7 separate regions of the Homo sapiens genome follow, and all the other regions are linked to region 5. Evidence: chromatin loops called from intact Hi-C (ENCODE). Cell type or tissue: GM12878. All regions are shown on one strand. Region 1 holds the start of CDK8 (cyclin dependent kinase 8). Region 2 overlaps CDK8 (cyclin dependent kinase 8). Region 3 overlaps CDK8 (cyclin dependent kinase 8). Region 4 has its middle 110 kb from the start of GPR12. Region 5 has its middle 37 kb from the start of RNF6. Region 6 overlaps WASF3 (WASP family member 3). Region 7 has its middle 61 kb from the start of WASF3.

What was found. A loop is a pair of places that touch in the nucleus more often than their neighbours do. Peaks named below come from ENCODE experiments on the same cell type or tissue, not always from the same donor. Only the 100,000 strongest peaks of a DNase experiment are listed, where the experiment ranks them.
Region 1: a loop joins it to region 5, with 3 times the contacts of the local background. A loop is called at or near these places in 30 of 110 quality-filtered maps.
Region 2: it touches region 5 in a loop (2.2-fold over the local background); 10 of 110 quality-filtered maps call a loop at or near these places.
Region 3: it touches region 5 in a loop (2.3-fold over the local background); 4 of 110 quality-filtered maps call a loop at or near these places.
Region 4: it touches region 5 in a loop (4-fold over the local background); 8 of 110 quality-filtered maps call a loop at or near these places.
Region 6: a loop joins it to region 5, with 2.9 times the contacts of the local background. A loop is called at or near these places in 6 of 110 quality-filtered maps.
Region 7: a loop joins it to region 5, with 16 times the contacts of the local background. A loop is called at or near these places in 99 of 110 quality-filtered maps.

The regions. Positions count from the first base shown.
Region 1 is chr13:26,253,992-26,257,991 of GRCh38, reverse strand. CDK8 (cyclin dependent kinase 8) reads right to left here and starts at 3,863. Exons shown (of 13, transcript NM_001260.3): 1 at 3,223-3,863. The coding sequence starts at 3,350. RefSeq lists a silencer at 3,259-3,858. In GM12878, a CTCF peak has its summit at 2,102; a DNase peak (open chromatin) is centred at 3,921; H3K4me3 peaks cover 3,715 bases; H3K27ac peaks cover 1,312 bases.
Region 2 is chr13:26,373,089-26,377,088 of GRCh38, reverse strand. All of the region lies in intron 4 of CDK8 (cyclin dependent kinase 8), which reads right to left. Among named protein-coding and RNA genes, the nearest start is that of CDK8, 120 kb to the right of the region's middle. In GM12878, no CTCF peak of the experiment used is centred here; no DNase peak of the experiment used is centred here.
Region 3 is chr13:26,403,118-26,407,117 of GRCh38, reverse strand. It overlaps CDK8 (cyclin dependent kinase 8), which reads right to left. Exons shown (of 13, transcript NM_001260.3): 13 at 1,880-3,162. The coding sequence ends at 3,037. Among named protein-coding and RNA genes, the nearest start is that of CDK8, 150 kb to the right of the region's middle. In GM12878, no CTCF peak of the experiment used is centred here; no DNase peak of the experiment used is centred here.
Region 4 is chr13:26,870,935-26,874,934 of GRCh38, reverse strand. No RefSeq gene overlaps it. Among named protein-coding and RNA genes, the nearest start is that of GPR12, 110 kb to the right of the region's middle. In GM12878, a CTCF peak has its summit at 1,859 (motif pointing right); a DNase peak (open chromatin) is centred at 1,935.
Region 5 is chr13:26,183,144-26,187,143 of GRCh38, reverse strand. It overlaps a transcript of RNF6 not described here. Among named protein-coding and RNA genes, the nearest start is that of RNF6, 37 kb to the left of the region's middle. RefSeq lists enhancers at 730-779, 830-999. In GM12878, CTCF peaks have their summits at 447 and 2,245 (motif pointing left); DNase peaks (open chromatin) are centred at 553 and 2,213; H3K4me3 peaks cover 1,420 bases; H3K27ac peaks cover 1,053 bases.
Region 6 is chr13:26,604,328-26,608,327 of GRCh38, reverse strand. All of the region lies in intron 1 of WASF3 (WASP family member 3), which reads right to left. Among named protein-coding and RNA genes, the nearest start is that of WASF3, 49 kb to the right of the region's middle. In GM12878, a CTCF peak has its summit at 2,268 (motif pointing right); no DNase peak of the experiment used is centred here.
Region 7 is chr13:26,494,662-26,498,661 of GRCh38, reverse strand. No RefSeq gene overlaps it. Among named protein-coding and RNA genes, the nearest start is that of WASF3, 61 kb to the left of the region's middle. RefSeq lists a silencer at 1,783-1,952. In GM12878, a CTCF peak has its summit at 1,876 (motif pointing right); no DNase peak of the experiment used is centred here.

The DNA.
Region 1 (4,000 bases), 71 kb before region 5:
CCTACTTACTAATCTCTGGGCTCTCAACAAATGTGCCCCAAAGAAAGTTGGCAGTATCTCTCTCTCTCTCACACACACACACACACACACACACACAAACACACACTCATTCCTCACTCATAATTATCTATTCTTTGGAACATAGATTATAACAGATTAAAAACCCTGCTAAGAAAATGCCTTTTGTTTTTCTTTTTTGAAGAAAAACCTCTTATCCCAAATTGATATTTTAAATTATCCAAACATTCAGTGCAAATATTGAAGTCTAGAATTTAAAAACACAAATTGTTTTCTGTCTTCTAACGCTCTCTTACTCTTTAAAACAAAATTAGTTTGGTTGCCTAAACTCTGCAAAGAGGAGATACAATCAACTCAGAAAGAAAATGAACCCCCCTGCTTCCCACTGAGTACTCTTTAAGTGTTCAGACACAAAGGACACTATCTCATTTACGGCGACACGAGTGAGAACAAATTAATCCCAAGATTTATTGTGCATTTCTTTAAACTCTATTATAATGTGAAATTAACAAAGTTATAAAAGGTCCCTTTTCCCTACTATGCAATCATGCCTCAAGTAAGTCAAAGAAATGAATCTTTGAAGCTATTTTATTTCCTAAAACTTAATAATTTAAGCAGCTAACTTCTCTGGTCTAAATTATTTTACCAATTATTCATGTTCTATGCTCACTGGGCAACTGAAAGGATACAACGTTTACATACATTCATTTCAATAGTCAAATATGTCTAAACCAAGCTTATTTGCGTTACTTCCTTTTATAGAAAATCTCAGGTTCTCCTTAAAGGTGTTACTGTCTGAGTTCCTAGAGAACAAATCTCAGCTGCAGAATATATAATGTAATTTGAAAGTAAATCAATACTAGAAACAAATTATTTGATCATCATCTTATTATGAAAGATTAAACAGCCACAAATTTTATTTTACCAGGACTAAAATGCATTAAATTACATTTCACTGACATAAGATCAAAAGAACCTCATAAATACTATGCGATACTTTACCAGAGTGAGGTTACAAAGAGAAGTCAAACCGAAAAAAATCCCTGTAATTTTAAAACTCTCTAAAACTATCTCTAAAAGATAGTAATTTTAAAACTCTCTTGACATTTGATCCATTAAAAATAGAAGTTCATCACATAAAGAGAATCATTAAAGACTGATGGAAAACAAACTCCAAGGATTACAAATAATAAGTTCTTTTTTCCAAAATGCAATGTTACTTTTCAGCTGTCACAGATGACTAAGAATGTCCATACATTATACCTTCAACTATCTTTAAATTCAAAGATATTGAAATTATTCTTTCAAATTATTCTTAACGGCCTAAATTAAAACCTGACCATAGAGATATAAAATGTGCTTAAGTACCCCCTGCCAATACACAGTATTAGTTTTCTAATAAAATGTACAACGTTAAAACAAATATGCATATTTTATTAGCTTAAATTGGTAATTTATGAAAACAGAACCGGCTTCTCTCACACAGATTAAAAATAATGCAAAGGCGCTAGAATTTTATATAACATGTCAGTTTGGTCAAATGTACTGTAATGTCTAATCTCATGGGATTGGGGATTTTATGAATATGCCCAAAATTACATAATACTGGGGGAAGGGGAGATGGTTTAAAGCTTTTGAGAAATATTGTATGGTGAGTTAACAAACATAATTTTAAAAATATATGTCATTACAGAGTAAAACTTCAACAATAAGTCTAATTAGACAACAACAGAGTCAGCAATATCTCCAGACGCTGATTTCTCCAGTGTCACCAGACTATCCATTCCGCTAAAAAGTACTTTTAAATACGTGCGGCGCCCAGAATATCAAGTTTTCAAATCCAAATCCCTACCTTCTGCCGATCTGTTCCACTTTACTGTTGCATAAAAGCACTAAAATACACATTCTAAATTAATTAGAACTCCTATCTTCCTCGTAGAGTCCATTGTAAATACTTTTAGAAAGACATTTCAGTAAATCTAAGAAAAATGTCCAATAAATATACACTTTCCTTTCCAACATCCAGAATACTAAAGTATTTGTAAATATGCGCCCCCCTACCCCACAGTAGGGAACTTCAGCTTTATGAATTTTTTTTTCGTGCTAATGTAGTCTGAACATACTCTCCTACCTAATTGGAAATTTTAAGTGATTAAACATCATACAGCAGGTGACTAAACTGGGATGCTCAAGTAAAGCTACTTCGTTTCTAATAAAATCCAAGGATTATATAATAAGCTTTGACTTTTCAATAATTTTCTATTCTGTCAAAGGCAACAGAGACAACATCCATTTTACAAGAAAACATGGAGTTAATAAAATATATTTTCCCCCCAACTAAGAATTGCCTTCTCTTTTGTCAATATTACAAGACATTCATCTACTGACAAAGAGAAAAAATGAACAATTCACTTGCCTGTTAAGAAACTAAATTGGAAGCATTACCAGTCATAGGTTTAATTAAGTTGTTACTAGGGAAGAATATTTAAAGCAAAGGGATTATTTAAAGTTCACTGCCAGCCGCTAAATTTGGGGGAAACCGCCTGAACGAGATAGTCCCTATGTCACTTGCCTTCTTCCCCACCACCCACCCTGCACCAAACCCCCATTGTTCTATGTAAAAATTCACAGCTAATAATATCTAAATAGCAATTGCAACATTTATGTTGCAGATGATCACTATGGGGAACTCTCTCCAGAACCACATTCACTCGCTGCCTTCCTTTCCTCAAATAAAATACAAATTTGATAAAAAATCGATCACAAACTGGTGGGGGAAAGGATCACAGCCTTCCTTCTAGACCGATGGATGACACTCCAGAGGCGGGTGAGGAAATCCCCAGAAGGTTACCATAATAAATCGACCAAGGAAAAAAAAAAACAAAAAACATTTAACCCGGCGTTTTAGAACGAATTTTTTCATGAATCAGCTTTGAAATCCTTGAAAAGTATACAGCCCACGGTGCAGAGGCTCATCTTGCCTCTTACCACCAGAGCAGAACACAGACGCGGCACGCAGGATTTCTCGTGGGTTTGGATCCCTCGTACACCACTTCCTCCCCAAACCTGGCTGGCGGAGCCAGAGGCCGGCGTCGAGGAAGTCAGAGCCCGGCACCCCGGCGGCCCGCTCTCCCTCCGGGCTACCTGCCTCGGCCTGCGGGAGCGCCGCCCAGCGCGGACACCGGCCCAGACACACACACTCACCCATCTTTCCTCTTGGCTTTGTAGACGTGACCATAAGTGCCTCGGCCAACTTTGCAGCCCTCGTATTCAAACAGGTCCTCGACCCGCTCCCGCTCGCTGCTCAGCTTCACTTTAAAGTCATAGTCCATTGTCACAGCCTCTGAGGCCGGAGAGCTGGGTCGGGGGGCCGGGGGGCAGGGGTGGGGACCGGGGAAGCACGGGCAGCCGCAGCCCCCGGGAACCCGCCCGCTCTACGCCCGCCGGCCGCAGCACCAGCCCGACTGATGCGGCAAGAGCAGGAGGAGGCCCCGCGAAAGCGCCAGGGACATCCAGGGGGACGGCGGGGCAGAGGCCGGCCGGGGGTGGAGGAACGGGGAGGATCCCCCGGCGAAGGAGAGCCGAGGGACGAGGGCTGGGGGTGGGGAGCGGTGTCTCTGCCCTTGTCCCCGCGGGCTCCCTGGGCGCCGGCTCCGCCGCTCTCTCCGGCCGCGCGTTCTGCTCCTGCTGCGGCGGGAGCGGCGGGGCGGCCAGGCGGGCTCTCGTCCTCTCACACGCGCACTCACGCCTCACGCTCTCACACACACGCTCACACTCACTCACTCACTCACTCTCCCATACACTCAAACAGAAGGGCAGAGCCGCACAACAGCCGGTACCTCCTCAAAGAGAGGAGGAGGGAGGGCACTCGCGGAACACGGCCGCGGCTGTCGCAAAAACGTCGCGAAGCCTCGGGCTGCCTCCGGGCCACACTCTAGCCCGCTCCCGCGGTGGCTGGCCGCCCCTGCTGGCGCTGGCACCC
Region 2 (4,000 bases), 190 kb before region 5:
TATTTGACTGTCATCTTCAATGCAAATCAAAATATTTTATAAAACAAGGACTAACTTCACAAGAGTAATAGTGCTAATAAAAGATGACATTTTCTTTTTATAATTCCCTCTTATTTTTCTCTAATCCATTCTACTAACCCTACCTTTTGCTTTCGTCTATTTCTATTAATACCAAGTTAAACTAAAATGGTCTTTCGTCAATGGTCTATCATCAAACATATTTAAAATAATAAACATTGTTCAGATTAGCTTTAAATTAGTATCCTTAAAACCCAAGGGTTTTTTCTTTTTTTTCTGCAGATACTATGGGGTTTTGAGTTTTTAAATTACAAAATTCTTAAGCTGCCTATTTTAGGCAACTGAGGCATAGCACACTAGTTTAAGTGCTAAGAGATCAATATGGGATAGAACCTTCTATTTTCACTGACACAAAGATCATTTACTTCCTGTAGCAGAGCCTAGCACAGGCAATATTACTTCCTTAAAAATGCAACATGGATGTACAGTACAAAAACTGCATGGCAAGAGAAAACACACTTTTCAATTGCTGGGCACAGATACAACTTACTTCTAATAAAGAATGTGTACACATATTAACATGTGTATATATTTTTTAATAGATGGAAATGGATTTTTTTCAAATCTGATTAATTGCATTTTTGAAAAGCTGTAAAATTTTATAACAGTTTAAACAAATTCTAATGAGTCAAGTAAGAAAGAAGAGATAACTAAGCTGAAGACTAGAAGGCTGAATAACATCAAGGAGACCAAATGCATCTTAAAGGAGAAGTATCAAGGCACAGAGACAGTATCGAAAACTTTTAGCTTTCAAAATAGTTCCTTTCTTTCATTATTATTAATTTAACTTGATGTATTAAAAAAGCGAACCTAGCTTACATTGAAATCTGAAAATCACTCTAATTCCAATTATTATTCTAAACGATGTTAATTTATAGATTTGGTGGTATAACAAAACTAACTTTGCTTTGTCTACTATCTTCCCAAGTATTACTTCCTTGACAAATCTAGATGTTTGTGTATTACTTTTACTAACTATACTGTATTCTTCTATTAACAGACACTTGGTTATGCCACTCCCACCCCCTACTTTTTTGGCAGTAACCCTAACGATGTTCCCATTGCCAGTGTAAAATTATGCTCCTCGCCCATCCCCCAAAGCCCTGATACATGCACCATATAATTTCCTTGGGATAAAATCTCAAAAGTAGAATTATCAGATCAAATCATGCTAACAGATTTATTGTTCTAAAACTGGACTTTTAAAAACTTTTTAAATGTAATAGTATCTCCTATAAATCATATTTTATCAGTTTACAGACATCTTCATTCTGTTCTACAGCCATAGATGCTCCATTGTGTGCATATTTTATGTCATAGTTTACTCAGTGTCATATGCTTGCCTGCTTAAGTGGTTTCCAATATCTTGTAATTAAGAAACAATGCTGCAATGAACTTTGTGCATATATGTTTACACTGTTGTGGTATATTTTTAGGACAAACTGCTAAAAGCAGAATTTACTGTGTGGAAAGATATATGCATAGGTAGATTTGTTATGTATCATCAAATTTACTTCTCCAGGTGTTGAATCATTTTGCATTTCCATTTGCAATATAAAAGGGTGTCTGTATCTTAAGAGTGATAGGCTATCTTTTGGCAAGCCTGGACAGTGAGCAGGCAGTGAAGCTGGGCAACATCCTCCTCTTCATCAACTCCAAAACACAGTACACCTTGGGTTTTCAAGAGATTTTCGTGTTTTGTTTTCTAAGCTTCAAAGGTAATACACGCTCAATGGATAAAATTCATAAAATGAAGAAAAGCACAATGAAAACAAAATCATCTATGATCTCTGAACTAACAATGATCACTTTAAACGTTCTGGAGTAATCTTTTTGGTTTTTTTCTCCTTATAAAATTTAAAAGGCATCAAACTAAATATATTGTTTGCATCCTTCTCATTTAGTATTATATCATTAAAATTTTTAATCTGGAAATTACTCTTCTGATAGAATCTTTACAAAATTACTTTTCTGATATGAATTTACCATAATTTATATAGCTCATTTCCTATTAAACATTAAGGTTGTTCCTAGGTCCTTAAATTTAAAAAAAATGCCTTGAAAACATTTCTGCATGCATCTATCAAAAATTCCTAAAATTGCTGGGTAAAGAATATAAACATTTTTAAGGTTTCTTGATACGTATTAACAGATTTTGCGAATTCAACATTATCATTTCTAGAAATAACACCATCAAGTATAATAAAATCAATCTGTAAAACCAAAAGCAATGTATATCTCATATCTACATCATATAATTTTATTAGCTTGATATATAATGTAACATATTTTAATTTGCATACCTTTCATTGGTAATCATATGACTTACTCTGTAGTTTTGTTTTATTGACAAGACTTTTATTAAGCTAATATATTCATGTTGATTATATTCTAGATAGTAAAGGTATATTAAATTATTTTTGCCATTTTCCTAATATATTGCTTTTCTCTTGCTATTAAATCTTGTATTTACATTTCATATACTATAAGAGTGTTTTTATAGAGCTTTTATATTCAGCCTATTTATCATATCTTTAGTGATATTTGTCAGTTCTTAAATAGGAATTTACCACCTGCTGTAGCTGGACTAAATATGCTAATTTTCTTATATACATTTAATATACTGTGATCCACATGGGCTAGACAATAGTTTAATATACAAGTAATAATAACAAAAATTTAATTAAAGCAAGAAAATTCTTCTCCCTACTTACTGACGATAATGAGCAAGGCCCTTCTTTATTGTGAAATAGCTTCTGGATTCTTATAAGTTCTCATAATCGCATGAATCTATTCATGAATTTTTTTTTGAGATGGAGTCTCGCTCTGTTGTCCAGGCTGGAGTGCAGTCGCGTGATCTCCGATCACTGCAAGCTCCGCCTCCCAGGTTCACGCCATTCTCCTGCCTCAGCCTCTCGAGCAGCTGGGACTACAGGCACCCACCACCACGCCCAGCTAATTTTTTGTTTTTTGTTTTTTTTTTTTTTTTTTTTAGTAGAGAAGGGGTTTCACCATGTTAGCCAGGATGGTCTCAATCTCCTGACCTCGTGATTCACTCACCTCGGCCTCCCAAAGTGCTGGGATTACAGGCGTGAGCCACTGCGCCTGTTCCATTCATGAAATTTTTTAACACTTCTGATACTTAAAAAAACACACACTATCTCTTTTCCCCTCTAGAACATAACATATGCTTTTGCAGGAAAGTTAATTTTCAAATACAATTAAGGAAATACAATTAGCTACTCAAATTTAACTACTGTTTTTGATAAATTTTTTTGTTGATATATTTACACTGTATTTTATTTCCAGTATTTTATAGTCTGCTTTTGTCTGTAACACTGAAACATTATTTAAACTTATCAAAATTTTTAATGACTACATAACAGTTGACCTTTTCTATGTGTCATAATTCAGTGAAACTATTCTCTAGTTGTTAGACATGTAAATATTTTATAATTTGTAATTAGTACCATCAATTCTGTGATGGCCCTTGCACCATTCTTTATAATATCTTTAAGAAAATTTGTTAAAAGATTGTTATATCAAAAGGAATGATTTTTTTTTTATTCTTGATAATTCTTGCTTTCTAGAAAGGCTGTAATTATGTCCAGCAGTTAGTGTTCCTTCATTCATACAGCACAGCAAAGGCCAATTATCTATCAGGTACCATTCTTGGCATGTCATAGTGGGTAACAAAACAGACACTGTATCTATCACATAAGGAAGACAGACATTAGAAAATGCAAACAAATATATGTAAAAAAAACCCTACCAATTATGATTAGTACAATGAAAGAAAAAGAGAATTAGAATAATGGGGGCACTAGTATGTACAGGATGGTGAGGGAAGGTCTCTCTGAGGTGACGTTTAAGGATTGAAGGATGAGAAGGAACTAGCCAGAGGAAAGGGTTACTTACGTAT
Region 3 (4,000 bases), 220 kb before region 5:
TTGGTAGAGGGTGGTACAGTGCGGGTGGTAAGGACAGAGCGACTCAGGATATGTTTTCAAGGGACAGTTGGCAGGATTTGCATATGGAACAGATGTCCTGTGTGAGAGATGGTGCCAGGGCTGCTGCCTGGCCTGGACAGCCAGAAGGGGGGAGGGTGCCAACCCCCTAGGCTCAAGCGCTCCTTCCGCCTCCTCTAGCTGGTTGAGTCTGTAGGAGGCGGTGGCTGGAGGCTGGAGTCACCTTTCTGGACATGGACAGATTCAGTCTAGATAATATGTAGGAATGAGTCAGACAGGACAGGGAGGTCTGGACTAGAAGTCTGAGAATTATCAGCCTATTAAAGTCACGAGCCTGGATGGCAGCACCCAGGGCATAAGTGTAGATCAAGAAGCCAGGTCTGAGATGGAACAGGACCCATGCTCTCAGGGAGCTTCCATTCTACTGGGAAGAAACAGAAAATTGGCAAACAGATGTCATCAGTCAGGTCTAAGTGTTATGTAGAAAAATAAAGCCGGGGGAGGGAATAGAAAATGCTGGCAGGCATGTGGATGTGGATGGTACTTATCACAGATGCAAGTAAACGCAGGAACCTGGCGCTCAGGGAGAAAGCTAGCTGGATGTACACTCAATGGTCACCTCCATGTTTAATGACAGGAGAGGAGATGGCGCAGGATCACTCAGGGAATGAGGACAGACAGAGAAACAAAAACCTGAGAATTGAGCCTTCAGGCTCTTGTACCGTTAGAGTGGAACGGTCCACTCTAGAATGGGTTTCGCTTTTGGAAATTCACATAGGAAACTCATGTCAGTAGAGTAGCCCTCCCTGAAGGGCAGAAAAATACTCCAGAGGATTCTCATATCCACTAAGCTTGAAAAACCTCAGCTTTAACGGTAGGGAGCAATATTAGAAAACAATGAGAATGGACAGGAAATAAGAAGGCACAGTAAGAGGTAAAATTGACAGAAATCAGCTCGGTGCAGTGGCTCATGCCTGTAATCCTAGCACTTTGGGAGGCCAAGGCGGGCAGATCACTTGAGGTCAGGCGTTCGAGACCAGTCTGGCCAACATGGTGAAACCCTGTCTCTACTAAAAATACAAAAATTAGCCGGGTGTGCTGGCGGGCACCTGTAATCCCAGTTACTTGGGAGGCTGAAGCAGGAGAATCTCTCGAACCTGGGAGGCCGAGAATGCAGTGAGTGGATATCGCGCCACTGCACTCCAGCCTGGTGACAGAGTGAGACTGTCTCAAAAAAGAAAGAAAGAAAGAAAGAAAGAAAAAAAACCCAGACCAAACTATGGAAGGCAGGGAGCTCCTGAGGGCTCAGGAGGGGAACTCATAACCAGGTCCACACATCCTGAGAATGCGTTGGGGCAGGAGGACTTAAAATGGAAACATGAATTCAGCTCCTAGAAATTACCATTACTGTACTGTCGGGCCTATAAGGACAGAGATTCCTCAGTGATTTTGTTTTAGAATGTTTTTATATCATTGAGTTGGGTTTTTAAGAAAAAAGTTAGTTTTTTTTCCTAATCTTCTGTATTTTCTGGAGGAGGAAAATTAATTATTAGGGATACAACAGTCAAATCCTTCTCAGTACAACACAGAATAAATTAGGAATGATTCCAGCGATTGAAGGCTCACCAATATCTTCCAATTAGATAGGTGTCTGTGTTTCATATCTTACATTATGGTACCGAGTATAGCAGGAAAAAAGGATCCATATCTAAGACTCAAGTCAGTACTCTATTATGGAGACAGACACATAGATATTCTTCATGAAAAGTGAAGAGATTTCTTCAGAGGCTACTTATTAAGGCATATTTTAAAATTAAAACAAAAACCCTTTGTACATATAAAAAAGACAGCTGACTCCATGTTTTGATTTATGAAAAATAAATTTATTACATAACACCTTGTTTTTAACAATGTTCAATTATTTTTTATTCAGAATACTTGTGTCATTCATGTAAAATAGTTTGATACAGTACATTGTATGTTATAGGTTTTTTTTTCCTCAAAAATTCTAAGGCTCTCCTACTCCTTCTCCTTTGCTGAAGTAAGGGCACCCTAAACAACGTGCGAACAAGTTTTCAAAAGGAAAATTAACTGAACGAAATTTTAATAGCACTACACCAACCAGCTTTAAAATCAGGACGAAAATATTTGAATTGGATGCCGCACCTTTTTAAGGAAGTTATCATTCATGCTTTTTTCATCTTAAAGCATGCTCACAAATCAGCAACACCAACAGGAAAAATAAAACACTGTCTATGACAATCATTTTAGTTTGTTTGCTGAACCAAACAGGTTTATATCAATGACAACATATTTAATTACTATCAAATAGCAGCTTTAATACCAGTCAAGTCATAGATTGAAAATAAAAACAAACTTATAAGTTGGAAGTTAATCTTTGGGAGTTTTGAAACCTTTCTGGAAAAACTATGTGGCTTTTTGTACTTTCAAAAAAATCCAAGCAATATTCTTGGTCAGAAAACACTGATTAATGTAGAAAATGAATCAGCCCACTGATAAGACACTAAAAAGAAAGGTGTACCAAAATAATCTCATTTCGAGTCTTGGTTATTTCGTTAACATATACTGTATGTTTCAAGTACCAGTTAAACTTTGTGTCTGTGTGTGTACTATTGGTCAGATAATGTTGTTACACTGAAAAAATTCACCACATACAAAGACAAATGCTTGCCCCTAGCACATTCACAGCTTCAACTGCTACAGACTGTCACTGAAAAAAATGCATTGGTCAGTCTGAACCATGTCAAGTAAACTATGGAAGTAGCAAATCCACAACACAAACTGTGCTAGCACTTTCTTTTCAAGTCTAACTCCAAAATAGGTACAACTTGGAAGCCACTACCCCAATCTGTGAAAAGTGGTGGAACTTGGCTACTGGACATTTTGAAGATGTGGTTGTACAGTACATTCTCATGGCCCATACCAGGTTCCCGCAGAGAGCTGCACAGTCAGCCCTGCAGCATTCGCAACAGTGCATGGACAAGATTCCGATGCAGCTCAGTACCGATGTGTCTGATGTGAGTACTGTGGAGGCTGCTGGGAGGTAGCTGAGTATCCCATGCTGCTCTGCGGCTGTGATGTGCTTGGTCCAGGGTTGGGATAGGCAGCATGTGGATTGGAACGCTGGAAAGGAGATGAGGGAAAAGTGTGATTCAGGTGCTTCTAGGGGAAGCTCAATCCCAATATGTGACTGAAGTGTCATTATGTTTCAAGGAAGAAAGGATGTATAGGTTTTGTGCTATGTACTAACTTTATAATTAAAGACAAAAACCCCAAATATTTTAACATCCTCTTCTCTTGAGGAAGGTCAGAAATATTGCTAGTAAATAATATTAAGCCTAGGCTTATTACTATGCTGTGCAAATACATTTTTTTCTACAGGAGTAACCCCTTTTTATGCTGTTTTGTATCTACTTGGTAAATTTGCTTGAGATGTTTACCCAGAAACTTAATGATGTATACATAAAAAATTCAAAGCTTATTTACATGCTTTCTTCAGTAGAAAACTCACCCCCACACACATGACTGAAGAGTAAAAGTGAGTATGATAGGAGAAGGTATCACAGAATCCATTTCTTTGGCATTAATACATTTTTATGCCCTTTAAACTATTTTTTTTTTCTTTTGAGACAGGGTGTCACTCTATCATCCAGGCTGGAGTGTAATGGTATAATCATTGCTAGGATTATAGGCATGCACCTCCATGCTCAGCTAATTTTTAAAAATTTTTTTTGAAGGAACAGAGTCTTGCTATGTTGCCCAGGTTGATTTCAAACTCCAGGCCTCAAGTGATCCTTCCCCTCAGCCTTCTAAACCACTGGGATTACGGGCATGAGCCACAGTGCCTGGCCCCTTTAAGCTACTGAATCTTATTTTCTGCTACAAGTTTATATACAAAAGTAAAAATATAACCACAGTAAGAAGGACGGTATTCTCAATTCTAAAATGGCACAAAGAGAAA
Region 4 (4,000 bases), 690 kb before region 5:
ACTCATAATCTTACCACTTCAAAAAAGTCACCGTTAATATTTGATGTATTCCTTCTCCTCTTATTTTATACATCAAACAAAATTGCTATCATACTATCTGCATTTAGTTTTATACCCTGATATGATTTCACTCAACATTATATTGGGAGTGTTCTACCAGATCATTAGATATTCTCCAAAAATGATTTTTAAATATTTATATAAAATATATAATTGCAATTATTTGTATATGATACATAATTATAATTTTATAATATTTAGAAAATATTCTTAGTACAAATGTATCATCATTTATTTTACCATTTTCTTAGTGCTGGCCATCTGAAATGTTTCCAAATTTTCACTATTGTAAATAATAACACAATGAGCATTCTGGTCCATTTATTTGCAAATGCTCAATTTAACTAGCAGGACATGCAAATGTGTGTTTCAGGACAAGTACTCCACACTGGGCACCTTACACAATCAGGAGTTGGGAGCCTGGGTTCTGGTCCCACTTTGCTATTGTGTGACCCTGCAAATGGCTAGCATTTTGTAAGTCTAAGCTACAGCCATAATTTACCCTTTATGAACATTATTCTCCCTCATATCTCACAGCACTTTACAGTTTTTATTATTTTTGCCTCTACACGTGTCAAGTGAGAATATATCTGGGAATATTTAGTGATGATAATGAAGCAACCACTCTTATAAATCTTTACATGTGGAACTTCTAAGCTGTGCTCATTAGTAAGAACATTAGACTTAGATCACTGCTAGCAATTAACAGCAGACAACAATAATTAAGAAGCAGAACCATCTGAGATGAGATAGAGTATAATGCATGATGAGAGAGGGAGAAATGTATGGCAAGTTTGAAAGAGCAAATCCAGATTCTCTGGCTAAAAGTCTCTGCATTCAAGGGCGACTACAGCTAATACAGGGCAAAAGAAAATAAAAGCTAGAGTAATTGAGGCTGCCAGTGATCCCCTGGGGTCTAGTGAAAAGGCTATTATTAGACCTGCTTATTGTCATGCTTTAACACTCTCTCCAAAACTCTGGCCCAGAACTGCACCCACAAGGTGACTGGTGGTTTATTCCACAAAGCCCAGGGAAAGAATCTATGTCTCAATCACATTTTCTTCTTGGTTATGGAGAGATTTAAGTATAAGCAAAGAATGGAGCAGTTCCGTATGATCACTTTTGATAAACGGTGCTTTCCCCACCTTTGGTTTCATAGCCTAATGCCTGACAATCACCTTAAAGTCTTTTCTGGGCTAGCAAGATGCAAAGGGGTGAGGGGATTTGGTATTTAAGTGTCCTAGAGCCAACGGTGCTGCCTCCCAATTCCCTTCTCATTGAATCTAGTGGGATGATTCATCCGGCGGAGAGGCCCTATCACTCCAGGTAGTTTATGCTACTGCTGCAGTTCAGAAGACAGTAAATGGGCTGGTGGTTCACCGAGGGCCGCCTCCTCTGACTGAAGCTCCATCAGGACCACGCCAGGGAAAGTGAACTGCATGTCACTGTTGTCACACTTGGAAAGGGGCATCGCTTCTGCTATTCTACAGCACTTCTTGAGATATTGAAGTAAAAGTTTTAAAAGATTAAGAGAGACTGGGGCACGCGGAGAATCTTCTCCCCACGGTAGGGCTCTTTTCCATGCTGAGCTTGCGATGTGACTGCCAAACGCTTAAGTCCATTAAAGCAATAACCACCTGATTCCTTCTCATTAAAGGCATAGTGCTTTTCACCCAGAGATTTCCTCTTGTGGAAAAGGATTTCTGCCAAACAACGCTTTGCATGTAAAGTTTGCTTTGCAGAGACTTGGCTCTCAAGGCCGAATTGGGCAGCTCCCGGTGCTGAACACAGGCGTTGAGCCAACACCAGAGGGCGCCATTTCCCCTGCATCCCACGAGCAGCGGCTACTCAGGGTGGCGGATTCTGGCTTCTCTCTGGGTCCCAGGGTTTATGTCACGTAGGGCATGGCTTCATAGGAAAATGTTCTTAAGGTCAGCCAGGCAGGGAGATGAGCAACTCTGGGAGAAAGTAAAAAAGCAGAGCTGTTGGTGTTTTCCCATGCACGGTCACAACCTGTGCGCCCTGGGGGACAACGGAAGCCTGCAGAAGCTCAGCCCTCTCCACGCAAACCCAGGCCACAGATCAAAGAGGGAGCAGTGTGAGATCCCATCGCAGCCGAAGGAAACTGTCACCAGGACACTGGTCTCAATGCAAAACAGGCTTAGGCAGTGGTCAGAAGGCACACATGTGATTTTCTTTTTCACCGCTGGGCCATGCTGCTGTCTTCCTGCTCCTTTTCACCGGCCTCAGGAGGCCTGCCTTTCACCTGGGAATGGTGACTGTCCTGTGCACGTAGAGAGCGGCCGTCAGAGCTTTGGCAGGCGCGTTGGGAAGGCTTCTCGTTCATATGTTATAATATTGATACTAACAGCCAGAGCAATCAAACCCCTGCTGTGGGCTTGACATTCATTATCCCTCATACCCACAGCAAAGCTACAAGGAGGAATGAAGAAGCGGAGGCTCCAAGAGGCTGATGGCCTTGCCCAAAACTACACTGGAGTAAGTAGCAGAGACAGAAACGAACTCCCAGTCTACATGGCACTAAAGCCACGCACTTTCCACACCATATTGCATCCCAGTGATCAATCATTATGTGTTAAGGACAGCAAATGATTATCCATGCAATGAAAACTAGGAATAATTTTTTAAAATGATAAACCTCCCTGATTCACACTATTATGGATGTCCAGAAGAAAATAAACCTATTCACAAACCAGAGGCAATATCCGGCTAATGACCTTGAGTGAGGTCAGCACAATTACTAAACAATTTCACCAAAGAATGAGAATTGTTCCCCATGGTAAACAAGCCTGTGCTCAAGTTAGCAGGATACAGTTCCCTAGAGATTCCCCACTCCCAGCTATCCCTGGGGGCAAAGAAGGCTGTGTTGGTCCCTTATTTTCTCTCCCTTAAGGGCATAGTCTCAAAAGTGAGAACTAGAAATGTGGGAAGATCTACATTTGCAATATTACATTCTAAAAGGAAGTAGTAGCTCACTATTTTCCCAGCTTGAGATGTATATTTAATAAAAGGTTCACCACAGTCCGCATGTAGTACAGGTCAAACTTCTTCCTGAGAACCGATGAGCAAATCAGCTAATTAGTGTCCATTACAGGTGAGGGCTGCTGGCTGACTGCTGAGCAGATGTGGCCTTCTCCCCAGGGTCTGGGCTGCAGTAAGAAATAGCTCAGTCTTTCGAGCTGACTGCTGGGTTTAAATTCTGCCTCCATTTCCTTCCTAGAGATGAGGCTTTTGAGGGCTCACTAACTTCTCTGTGCCTCAGTTTTTTAATCTATAAAATGGAGATAATGGTCACACCCTCCCTTGAAGCTGTTGTGAGGATTAAATGATCAATGTATGAAAAGATCTTAGAACAGTCCTTGGCACATAGTCAGCTTTCTTTAAGGGTCAGCCATTCCATGAGGGTAGGGGTGAGATGCAACTAACAATGTTAATTTCAGACAGGTCTCTCCAAAATTAGGTAGGTCTTACAAATCATACCAAGGACATTTATTATCATTTCCAGCTGGCTGAAAGCAAGGCACTTCATCCATACAACAAATTTTTGAGCAGGGAGCTTAACTAAGATGTGTATAGACTGACACCTCCCACACACCCACCCTAAAGTTCTCAGAGAAAAAAATAAGTGAATAGACGTGTAACTACCAGAAACATTTATTTATCTGACACATATTTGTTGAGACAGGCACAGTTCTTGGCCCTGGAGACATAGTACTGAACAAAATCAAATTCCTGCCCTCAGGGAGCTCCCAGTCCAGCACAAGAGACTGACAATAAGCAAATAGACAAGATGAATATATAATGCCACCCAGAGGGATGGTAGGGATGTTACAGACACACAGCCAAGTAACTCTTCTCTGCAGAGAATGCTGTGAGGGAGACAGCCAGGAAATCATGGGAAGGAAAGAGTGTTTCTGGG
Region 5 (4,000 bases):
AGGAAGCGGGGACAGCCCCAGTCCCGGACCTCAGGCCAAGCAAGGCTCTAGAAAGGTCCCTGACGCTTGCCGGGCGCGGTGGCTCATGCCTGTAATCTCAGCACTTTGGGAGGCCGAGGTGGGTGGATCACGAAGTCAGGAGATCGAGACCATCCTGGCTAACACGGTGAAACCCCGTCTCTACTAAAAATACACAAAATTAGCCGGGCGTGGTGGCGGGCGCCTGTAGTCCCAGCTACTCGGGAGGCTGAGGCAGGAGAATGGCGTGAACCTGGGAGGCGGAAATTGCAGTGAGCCGAGATCGCGCCACTACACTCCAGCCTGGGCGACAGAACGAGACTCCGTCTCAAAAAAAGAAAAAAAAAAAAAGAAGAAGAAAGGTCCCTGACGCTTCCCTGCCCTCCCCGGAGCCGGCGCTCTAGCGCCCCCGGGATCGACGGTCAGCACAGCGAAGGAACGCGCTACCTGTGGCCGAAGGTATAGCGCCGCTGCGGGCCCTGTGAGAGCTGAGAAGACGACGGCGGCCGAGGAGGCCCAATTCCGAGGCTCGGCCCCGTCAGGGTCCGCGCTGGCGGTGTGCGCGTGTACGTGCGCTCGTGCACGTGCATGTGTGTGCGCGCGCCCTAACAGACCTGCTCCGAAGCGTCTCCGCTGACTGCCAGTCGGTAGCGCGACTGGCTGCGGGGCCCACGTGCCACGCAGACGCCCCCCGGCGCGTCCCGCTCTTGCTCTGCGGCCCAACGAGCGCGTTCCTGCCGCGGGACAGCCTTGCAGAGAAACGCGGTCTTACACACGCACTGGCCTCCCGGTCTGGGTTTTTAACTGCTCAAAGCTCCACGCGCCCTGGCGTCTCCACACGGCACTCCAGATGTGTCAGATTTCCAGAAATGTTTTGATCGCTTGCTTTCACTTCTCTTTTTAAGATCTGTTTTTGAACTTTTCCTCTGCGTTGTGTGTATCATGACTCTGACACGTTTTAGGGCCGCGAGGCGGGTGATGAAGCTTTGACATGGGCGCCTTGGTGAATGACCTGAATTCTTACTCCCGAGTAAATCGTCTGACTGGCTTCCCTATCGCATTTTAGGGTTAAAACATACATTTTGTGTTTGTTTCATATCTATGTTTATGTAGACTGCAAGTTTCATAAGGGCACGGGGTGGGAGGGGCTATGGCTCTTTTGCCTCTTACTGTATTTTCAGAACCTAGCAGAAGCTAGGACATAGTGTGTGTTCTCTAAATAGATATTGAATGTGAGGGAGGAAGGAACTTTCCAGAAGTGTGACCTTTGGTTTTGGAAAGGCACAAGGTTCGTAGTTAGGCGTAGAGAACACAAGTTTAGAATCATGGCCTCTACACTTCTGTTGACAATGCATTACTTTAAGTAACAACTTTTTTTTGAGACAGGGTTTCGCTCGTTTTGCCCAGGCTGGAGTGCAGTGGCACGATCTCGGCTCACTGCAACCTCCGCCTCCCGGGTTCAAGCGATTCTCCTGCCTCAGCCTCCCAAGTAGCTGTGATAACAGGCGCCTGCCACCACGCCAGGCTAATTTTTTGTATTTTTAGTAGAGACGGGGTTTCACCATGTTGGCCAGGATAGTCTCGATCTCTTGACCTCGTGATCCGCCCACCTCGGCCTCCCAAAGTGCTGGGATTACAGGCGTGAGCCACTGTGCCCAGCCAAGTAACAACTTTTTTTAAAAAAAATGCACTTCAAATGTATATGTATATGTATTTATTTATAAGTTATAAAAATGTAATGCATGCTCATATATATATTTATGTATTATTACAAAGAGCACACCAAATAGAAATTTTAAAAAGCTAAAATAAAAATAATACCTTGGTCGGGGATGATGGCTCATGCCTGTAACTCCAGCACTTTTGGAGGCCGAGGCGGTCAGATAGCTTGAGCCCATTAGTTCGAGACCAGCGTGGGCAGCATAGTGAGATCCCATCTGTACAAAAAATAATTTGAAAAAATTAGCCGGGCATGGTGGTGTGCGCCTGTTGTCCCAGCTGCTTGGGAGGCTGAGGTGGGAGAATGGCTTGATCCTGGGAAGTTGAGGCTGCAATGAACCGTGTTTGTGCCACTTCACTACAGCTTGGGGTGGCTGAGTGAAATCCTGTCTTAATAGTCAATCAATCAATCAATCAATAAAATGATAACAATACCTACAAGTTCTAAAATAATTTCCTGCAGCGCACTTTGGAGCTCACTAGGTAGACAGTTTGTAGGGAGAGGGCTGCCCTCTACTGGTGGAGGGCAGCTAAGGACATTTGCTTTGGATCGCCTGCCTTCTGCAGGAGTCCACAGATTTATCCTTTGTGGCCTGCACAGTGTGTATGCTTAGCATTCAATCTACGTTATTTTCACTCATAGAAAATGTAAGGTGAGGCATTGTTTTAAGCCAGAACAGCTTTAAAAGGCAGAGATACTCGTATTGTGCAGTCATTATGGACCAGGAAACGTTGAAACATCTGCGAGTAGAAGTGACTCAAAACTGAATGTTCGTCTCTGTAACATCATGGCCAATACTCAATAAAGGGGAAACAATTAGATAATCTGTTCTCATATGTCAAGTCTTACAAATCTTTTTACTTTGAAGACAACTAAATTATACTGTTGTAGTTTTGATAGCAGAATATGCCCTGCTGATTTTTAAGCCTTAGAGACTTCTAGAGCAAAAAGCATAAAACAGATTTTTATACAACAACATGTCTTTTTCACTTGAGAGTTCAGTGTTCGAAGACTTTTAAAGTGCCTTTATGCAGAGGCTAAACTGAGGGAGACTGATTAGAATATAATTTGAGGCGGCCGGGCGCGGTGGCTCACGCCCGTAATCCCAGCACTTTGGGAGGCCGAGACGGGCGAATCACGAGGTCAGGAGATCGAGACCATCCTGGCTAACAGGGTGGAACCCCGTCTCTGCTAAAAATACAAAACATTAGCCTGGCGTGGTGGGTGGCGGGCACCTGTAGCCCCAGCTACTCGGGAGGCTGAGGCAGGAGAATGGCGTGAACCTAAGGAGACGGAGCTTGCAGTGAGCCGAGATCGTGTCACTGCACTCCAGCCTGAGCAACAGAGCGAGACTCTGTCTCAAAAAAAAAAAAAAAAAAAAAAAAAATATATATATATATATATATATATATATTTTATTTATCTGCTGGTGGAGGGCAGCTCCACCAGTATGTATATATATGAATAATTATAAAAAAATAAATATTGTATATATTACATATATAAATAAGTATAAAAAAACCTATATTTTATATATATAAAAATATATAAATAATTCGAGGAATATATTGTAGATTTTTTATGAATTTTCAAGCAAAGTAATCTATACTTTCTGTGAGAATATGAGTGAAAAGTATAGCACAGAATGCAGTTAACCATGAAATTGTTTGCTAAGCTGCGAATTGTATATATAAATAATTCAGTTGCTATTCTGTATTAGTCCAAAACTATTTTTTACTGCATGGCTAACATTCCATTTTACCTTCTCAGTTTCACTTCTGCAAAAAGTAATATGTTTCAGAATCTGTTTAAGCTGCTCCTACCTTCAAGTTGCTCACAATCTACTATGGATATACGCAGGGAGGCAAATGATCATAAGTGAATTAGAGTCCTGATCCCCATCCTATCTCACAAATAAAACACCTACCAGCAAATATACACAGATGCCCAAAGTGTCTAGGCAGAGTGGGGAAAGAAAGGAAGGAAGAAAAAGTAGAATTGCTTTACATGTCTCATTGATTTTGAGCTCCTCACATTGGCGCTTCTAAATTGTGAGGCTTCCTTCACAATTTATTGTATTTCTCTGTAATGTCATGGTCAATACTCTATAAAGGGAAAACAATTAGTGAATCTGTTCTCGTGTGTCAAGTTTTACAAGTTTTTCCCATTTGAAAGCAAACTGAATGATACTATTGTAGTTTTGCTGATTTTTAAGCCTCAAATACTTTTAGAGCAAAAGCATATAACAGATTTCTATAGAAC
Region 6 (4,000 bases), 420 kb before region 5:
CTTTATTCACTCAAAAATTACTTACCACAGATCTAAATACAAGAATCGTAAGATAATATTTTCTTTCTCTTCCATTTAATGAATAACTGCCTAGTAAAATACAAAGAAAAAGGAACCCATGCCTGATATGGCATTGTAAAGATCCATGAGTGGCCCATACCTCTGGGCTAACAGTCCCTCGCCAGAGAATCTGATAACCCAGGCAACGATCTGGACCACATCAACCACTCTTCAATTCATTCAAGCATTTACTACTGTTCAACACAGTTTAAGGGGGACGGGGGGGTGGGGAGGGGTACATTATTTCGGACTGAGCTCCTGTACTAGGCCCCAGTAGACCACACCAAACCAGAATGGAATCACTTGTGGTAACTACCACTTAAACTGAACTCAGCTGGGTACGGTGGCTCATGCCTGTAATCCCAGCATTTTGAGAGGCCTAGGTAGGATTATCTCTTAAGCCTAGGAGTTTGAGACCAGCCTGGGCAACACATGGAGACCTCATCTCTACAAATAATTTAAAAATTAGCTAGGCATGGGGGCCCACTCCTGTGGTTCCACCTACTCAGAAGGCTGAAGCAGGAGGATCACCTGAGCCCGGGAGGCTGACACTGCAGTGAGTGAGCTGAGATCACTCCACAGCACTCCAGTCTGGGCGACAGAGCAAGACCCTGTTTCAAAAAAAAAACAAAACAAAAAACTGCTCTGAAACAAGCCAGTTTTCTATTAAAAACAAAAAACAAAAATAAGAGATTCATGGCCACCAATCAGAAGAGGCCCAGTTTACCTGAGCTGGGATAATAAGAAAAGTTTCCTCTGTTTTAACCCTGTAAGGAAAGTAATTCTGAAATGACCAATCTGCTGTTCATTCTTTATTTCTGCTTTCTTCAGCCTTTTTTTTGCCTATAAAGCCAAGCTCCTCTCCTCAGTTCACTGGAACACCCATCCTGTTTTACAGAATGAGGTACGATTCAATGCTAGAATCACAAATAAAAGCCAATTAGATCTTTATTTTTAATTAGATTTTTAATTTGCCTTTTGACACTAGCCCACTATTAGGCATTAGAAATATAACTATGAATCACACAAACGTAAAGCATTATATCAAAAAATACCACACCACAAGCTAGAAAGTGTTAAGTGGAGAGACACAGGAACCCTCCCTACCATCTGAGAGGTATACAGTCCAAGACACTCAGCAGATGCCTAAAACTGCGGATAGTACTAAACCCTATATACTAAATTTTCTCCTATACAGACATACCTATGATAACTTATTTTATAAATTAGGCACATTTAACTTATAAATTAGGCACAGTAAGACTAACAATAACTCATAATAAAATAGAACAATTACACCAACATACTGTAATAAAAGTCACATGAATGTGGTCTCTCTCTCATGTGCATGCACAAAATTATCTTAATATTTTCAGACCACAGGTGACTGCCAGTAACTGAAACTGCGGTAAGTGAAACCTCGGATATGGGGGGACTACTGAGCATGGAAAGTGCTACGACAGAAGACTGGTTCCAGCTGCAGTAAACAAGAGAGGAACAGTGACACCAAGAGACTGATTTCTGTCCTTTGAGATGCAAAGAGTATACAAAGTCAACATGAAGATAAACTCTTATCACCAACTAAATATTGTGCTACGAGAGGTAGTCAAAGGGCCAGGGCAGTGGCTCACACCTGTAATCCCAGCCTTTTGGGAGGCTGAGGCAAGAGGATTGCTTGAGCCCAGGAGTTTGAGACCAGCCCGGGCAACAGGGCAAAATCCGTATCTTAAAAAAAAAAAAAAAAATTAGCTGGGCATGGTGACGCACACCTGTAGTTCCAGCTACTCAGGAGGCTGAGGTGGGAGGATCGCTTCAGCTTGGGAGGTCAAGCCTGCAGTGAGCTACAATCACACCATTGCATTCCAGCCTAGGTAACAGAGTGAGATCCTGTCCCCGCCACAGACACACACACACACACACACACACACACACACACACACACACACGAAAAAAAAGAGAAAAGAAAAAAGAGAAAGTCAAACAGCTCCAGATGGAGAACTTGCTCCTGAAATAAAGTGTGTGTGTATCCACCTGTCTGTCTCCTGTGAGGCTACAGAAAACTCTGAGCAGTTTATTTAAACCTAAGTTTCCCTAACTACAAAAATTAGACTGTGAGAATTAAATGAGCTAACCCATGGGAAGAGCCGTCTACCTCATTTAGCAAGCAATAAAGAGCACCAAGTACTGTTACTGCACCACCAGGTGCCGCCCCACCAGCCTGAACAACCCACCAGAGCTGGGGCATGTTCACTGCATCTCAGTACCAATCCCAGGGTTTCACACAGAAAGGAATTCATGGCACCCTCTCAATCAATGTGGATTCAGAACAAAACAAATAGTAAACAAATGAGCAAACAAAAACCTAAAACCAAGATGATTTAAGTTCAAATTGAGTTCTACTCTTGCATTTGCCTAGTTATTCATTACCACAACAAAAAGTGAACTACTAGAAATAAAAAAATTTAGAGGTTGAAAATGGTTAGAAATCCGTAGTAAATATAATTGGTTTCCAAAGGAAAACTCGATTATCTAATCGATGTTTCTGCCTTCGGGTAACAGTTAAGCTTCGTTTTTTAATGTTCACAGTAGACAGGTCTGGCCCCGGGCAGCCACCTGTGGATCCTAATACTTTGATCCCTAATTCCATTCTTCACTGTGACAAATCTTTTTCTTTTTAATTCCAGCACTTGGCACAATACTTGGCACATAGACAACACTCAAAAACATTTGTGAAAGTTATTTTTTTTCCCCAAATGCAGAGGTTTAAAAAAAAATGCATCTTCCTAATCTACTTCAACTAGAAAAGCTGAACTTGCCCCGTATTTAGTGACCCTGAGTTGCCTCTGTGATCACCACTTTTAAGTGCCACACAAGCATGAGCATGAGAATTTGAATCAACAGTTGTTTCAACTCCACCAAACAGTTAATGAGCTTCTTTGTAACGGGCATAAAAAGATAAAATAATAATAACTTTCTCATGATAAAACAAGGCTTCCAGCTTGAGCAAAGACTGCTGACTAGAACCAAGTAAAGAAGCTATTCAGCAACATTCTGAATAATCTACCATCATTAAATACAAATGTGGACTGGTACCAAGGGCATCATTAAGCAGTTTTCTTTAGCAATACTCAAAGGCAGACTGAGAACTGGAGGAAAACCAGGGGCCAGCAGGGCAGCTGGACAGAGGGGCAGAGGTCCTGAGGGTGGAAGCACTGACCAGAAGGAAGGGCCTGAGGACAGGAAAGACAGGGAGAGACCAAAGGACCCTGGCGCCTCTGTCCAGGATTGTGCAGAGAACACAGATACAAGATCACCAGTTATGAAATACCAGGATTCCAGAAGTTTTAAAACTCCCCTGTTCTAAAAAAGTGGGACACTGTGTCCTTGGCTGATCTTTTGGCACTTTCTGTTGCTCTTGACCCCACAAAGATTACAAAAACAGTGGCTTCCAGGGAGGCCCTTGAGATGACAGTTTAAACCTTGAAACAAATCCAACCCAAGTAAAAAGATTTTCTTGCCCAAACTACTTTGTATTTTTCTCTGCTTTAATTACTGAACCCTATAACTAGAATTCATCCCTGATTCAAAGAGATGCTAAAAATAGCCTATTTCAGAATGTAGAATGAGAAGCATCGTGTAATTTTGCTACTAAATGGACTCCTTCTTTTTTTTATAGTTCAGTAACTTACTCTTCAAATACATTTATTTTTATCAACCAAAAAAATGCAAAGCACTTCGGATGCACATTAAACAGTAATTTTCAATACTAATTATGTATTTATAAGTTTATAAGTGAAATCTCAGGCATACACCAACCTTACTTAAAAACAGCCGCCTGACTCTTTCCCCCTAATCATGACCTTCATTAAACAGCTTTGATTGCAAAGAGTACCACCTCATTTACATATGATGAATGAATTAAAGCTCTTATCCAACAGGC
Region 7 (4,000 bases), 310 kb before region 5:
GGCACCCCCTCCAACCCTGCCTTGCGCTAGTCAGGTCTAGAAATGGCACCTGCCTTCCAGTTGGAGAAAGCAAATGTGTCCCCGCATTGCCCCATGTCACTTCGGGGTATATGGACAAGTCTTCTGGAAAAATTATATTCTGTTGTGGACTCAGGGCAAGTATGGATGCAACTTTGATTCCAAAAGTGGCTCCACTGGGGCTATCAATTTTCACCCAGTTCTTGCCACCAGAGGGGAAAGGCCCAGCCTTCAGAGCTCCATGAATTCTGCTGCCTGATAAGTTACTCACAAATTGCCGGGCTATCAAGGGAGAGTTGGGGTTTAAAGCATCTCTTATTGGCTGCCAGCCACAGTTTCGCATACTATTGGAATTCAATATTAGCAATGACTTCTTGGAGACAGGAAGTGTCTGAAATTGCTCTGTCTAGAAAAGTGTGGGTTGATGGATTTCTTAATAAATATGTAGAATGAGAACTTCTGTGAATCCGTGCTGACTAACACTGGATGGTACTTATACTGATTGTGTTCTTGGTATTCCAAAGCCAAGTCAGACCAACCTGTAAACCAAATGTTTTCTTGTGGGAGGTAGAATTGCAAGGGCTTGCCAGAGCCAGCGCTTGCTGGGAAGTGAGCTAGTGCAGCTCTCAAACTCATCCGCTTTCTCCCCAGAGCTGCTTGATTCATGCTGGTTATCTTGGAGACAAAACTAAAGCTTCTGGTAGAAGTTGGATTTTATTTATTTAAGACTATTAGAGGACCGAGATTAGAGGGTGTGTGGCCAGATCGGGTGCATGTTCTATGCAGGTACTGGGGATTCAGTAGTCAAGACAGCCCCGCTCCCTGCCCTCGCAGACTTAGTCCAGAGATGACACTAAAGTGTGGTCATTACCATCCTGCAGGGTGTCCTGGGGGTTTCAGAGACAGGCTCCCTTAAGGAAGTGGAGTGATGTCTAAGGGATATAGATGATGATCCCTGAGGGACATAGACTGCCCCTAGGTGATGAAGGTGAACGAGTTTGTGTCTCAGATGGAAGAAACAGCATACTCAAAAGGCCAAACATAGGACATGGCACAAAAGGAGTGGGCAACCAATGACCAAGTGTGAGTCGGGGAGCAGGGTTGGTTGAAGGAGGAGATGGTTGATAGGAGCAGGAGCCAGGCAATGGAGATCTTGGAAGTTGGATAAGATTCTGGACTTGATTCTAGAGCAGGGTTTCTTGGCTTTGGCACTACTTACATCTGGGGCTGGATAATTGTTTGTTGTGAGGCAGGGCAGGAGGCTGTCCTGTACATTGTGCGATGTTCTGCAGCATTGCTGGCTGGGCTTACAACATACCAGTGGCGCCTCCCAGTCATGACAATCAAAAACGTCTCCAGTCATTGCCCAGTGTCCCCTGGGTGATGAAGTTGCCCCCTGTTGAGAATCATTGCTCCGGGGCAATGGGGAGCCACTGAGGGGTTTTGAGCAGCAGCTGATAGCAGGAACTCTGCAGTCTTCATTGCTACAGCCATTTCCTCTCCGCCTTGGGCTGAGCTTCTCGTGAGCATCAAAAGTTGTAGGAGAAAAAGAGCTGATGTGCCTTTCTGCTATGGGTATTTTTCAGAACTGAAACTATTAAAACTTTCCTCTTCTGATGAATTGGTATTCTTACTTTTATAATATAAAGAACCCTATCCTTTTCCCTCTTTGCTTTGGTGACCAGAGAGCTTAGAATTACTGTTTCTACTCAGTTGCATGGGCCTCTCTGGATCGGTGTAAGTCTAAGTTGCCTACCCAGGCCCAGCAGTTTGCAGACATCAGTCAAGTAGAGGTGGGAGGGCGGGGGCGGGCGCCACAGTGCCTGGAGGCTGCAGCTCTCTGTCTTCCCTCCAGAGGGCAGCAGGCCCTCAGCTCCCACTATGGGGCCATTGAATCTTTGGATTGTTCAAGAAACACAGGAAATCCAGATTTCTATGTAAAACCTCCCAAGTTTATATATTGGCAATAAATTCAAATGTTCAAATGTCTGTAAGACAAGTACCAGGCCAAATCAAATTGTCTTGGGGCTATTTTCTGCTCGAGGGCCAGTTTGTGACCTCTTTTTTTTTTTCTTTTCTTTTTTCTTTTCTCTCTCTTTTTTTTTTTTTTTTTTTTTTTTTGAGACAGAGTCACTCTGTCACCCGGGCTGGCATGATCTCAGCTCACTGCAACCGCTGCCTCCCAGGTTCAAGTGATTCTCGTGCCTCAGCCTCTCAAGTAGCTGGAACTACAGACACCTGCCACCACACCTAGCTAATATCTGTATTTTTAGTACAGATGGGGTTTTACCATGTCGGTCAGGCTGGTCTCGAACTCCTGACCTCAGGTGATCTGCCCATCTCAGCCCCCAAAGTGCTGGGATTACAGGCGTGAGCCACCGTGCCCGGCCTCCAGTTTGTGACCTCTTGATGGGTGTTTTTTGTTTTGATTTTTTAAAAAACATGTATTTTATATATACACACACATATATAATTTCATTTATTTTATTGCTTTGCTTTTTCCATTTGCTTCTGTTTTCATTGTTTTAATTTCATTTTGGGGGAGGAGTAGGGGATTGTGCTAGGGTATCTTCTCTTCACTCTCCCAGATCCATCTTGCAGCTTCCTCCACTTTGCTCTGTGTCCTGGGAACGATCAGGCTCTCTTGCTCTGTGACTTATGTTGGGAGGCCCTGCCAGCATCTGCAGGTGGGAAGGAAGTGAGGCTGGAATACAGATTCTCCAGCCCACTCCCTGCTGGGGAGGCTCAGGTCCTGGCTCAGGGCAGACAGCCTTGCCTCCAGCTGTCCTCTCCAAGCTCTGGATTCTGCTCCTGGTCCTGGTCCTTCTAGGGCGGGTGAGCTGCGGAGCTGTGGCATCTTCATCCTCACCCTGTTGGTTTTCCTCAACCCTGCCTGGATCTTCGTGCATAGCCCCTTCATTAAGCTTCCCTCAATTATCTGACTTGAGGGTTTTGTTAGCTTCCTACCAGGGCCCATGGCTACTAAAAAATAAGTAATTTAGTGCAGAACACAGGAAAGTTGGGGGGTTGTTTATATGAACAAAACATAAATAATAGACTGGTCTCAGAGGATGTGTATTGGCCGTAAGGACGGGAAACCATAACTACATCAACAGGGAACGTGCCTAGATTCCCATTCATCAGATCAAATCTGCTTCACATGACGTGATTTTGAACCTTGACTTAAAGTAGCTCATGCCATTTTCATGTAAAACTGTGTTTATCCTGCAGGAAAAAACATGGGAAATGTGCCCTAGAGGTGAAATGTGTGAGGAATGTCTCAGGAGCCTCATGATTGCTGTTCTCAGGAGCCTGTTCTCATGATTGCTTATTTTCTGTCTCCTTTCCTGGCTTCTCTTTGGCCTCTCGCTCATGGAATGCAGTCTGGATGTTTCTAGGCAGCACAGAGTAGAGGTTAAGATCAATTACCTTTAAATTAAGTTAACATTTGTGCTGCTGTCTTGCCTCTTATCATGTCACCTGTATAGCTGTGGAGAAGGAAGCGATTCCTTCTCTCTAAGTTTCAATGCCCTCAAAATGCAACCTCCCAGGGTGGCAGAAAGGATGAAAGAAGCAAACGTAAGGAAAACACTTATTGCTCCTGGCACATGGGGTGCCCAGTAACTGGCAGAGATTATTAACAAATCAAGCCCTGTTGCCCAGAAAGCTGTTAACTGTTAACAGTTTGTGCATTAATGTGAACATCTGCCCATTTACAGTACGCAATAAGCTTCATTTGGTGCAATGACCTTGAAGCAATGCATAATTCTAATTGTTCTCTGAATCATCAGAGAAAGATTGAGTGAAATTCAATCTAGTGTTCAATATATTCTTATTGCTTCCACATTTGGAAAATTCCTCTCATATTATCCATCTCCAGTCCTTTGGCACTCCTCCCATGTCACGTTTCTTGAGGATTGCAGATAGTGGTTCTGAGACGACATTTGCAAATCCCATTAGCAGTCTGCGATTACAGTCCCTC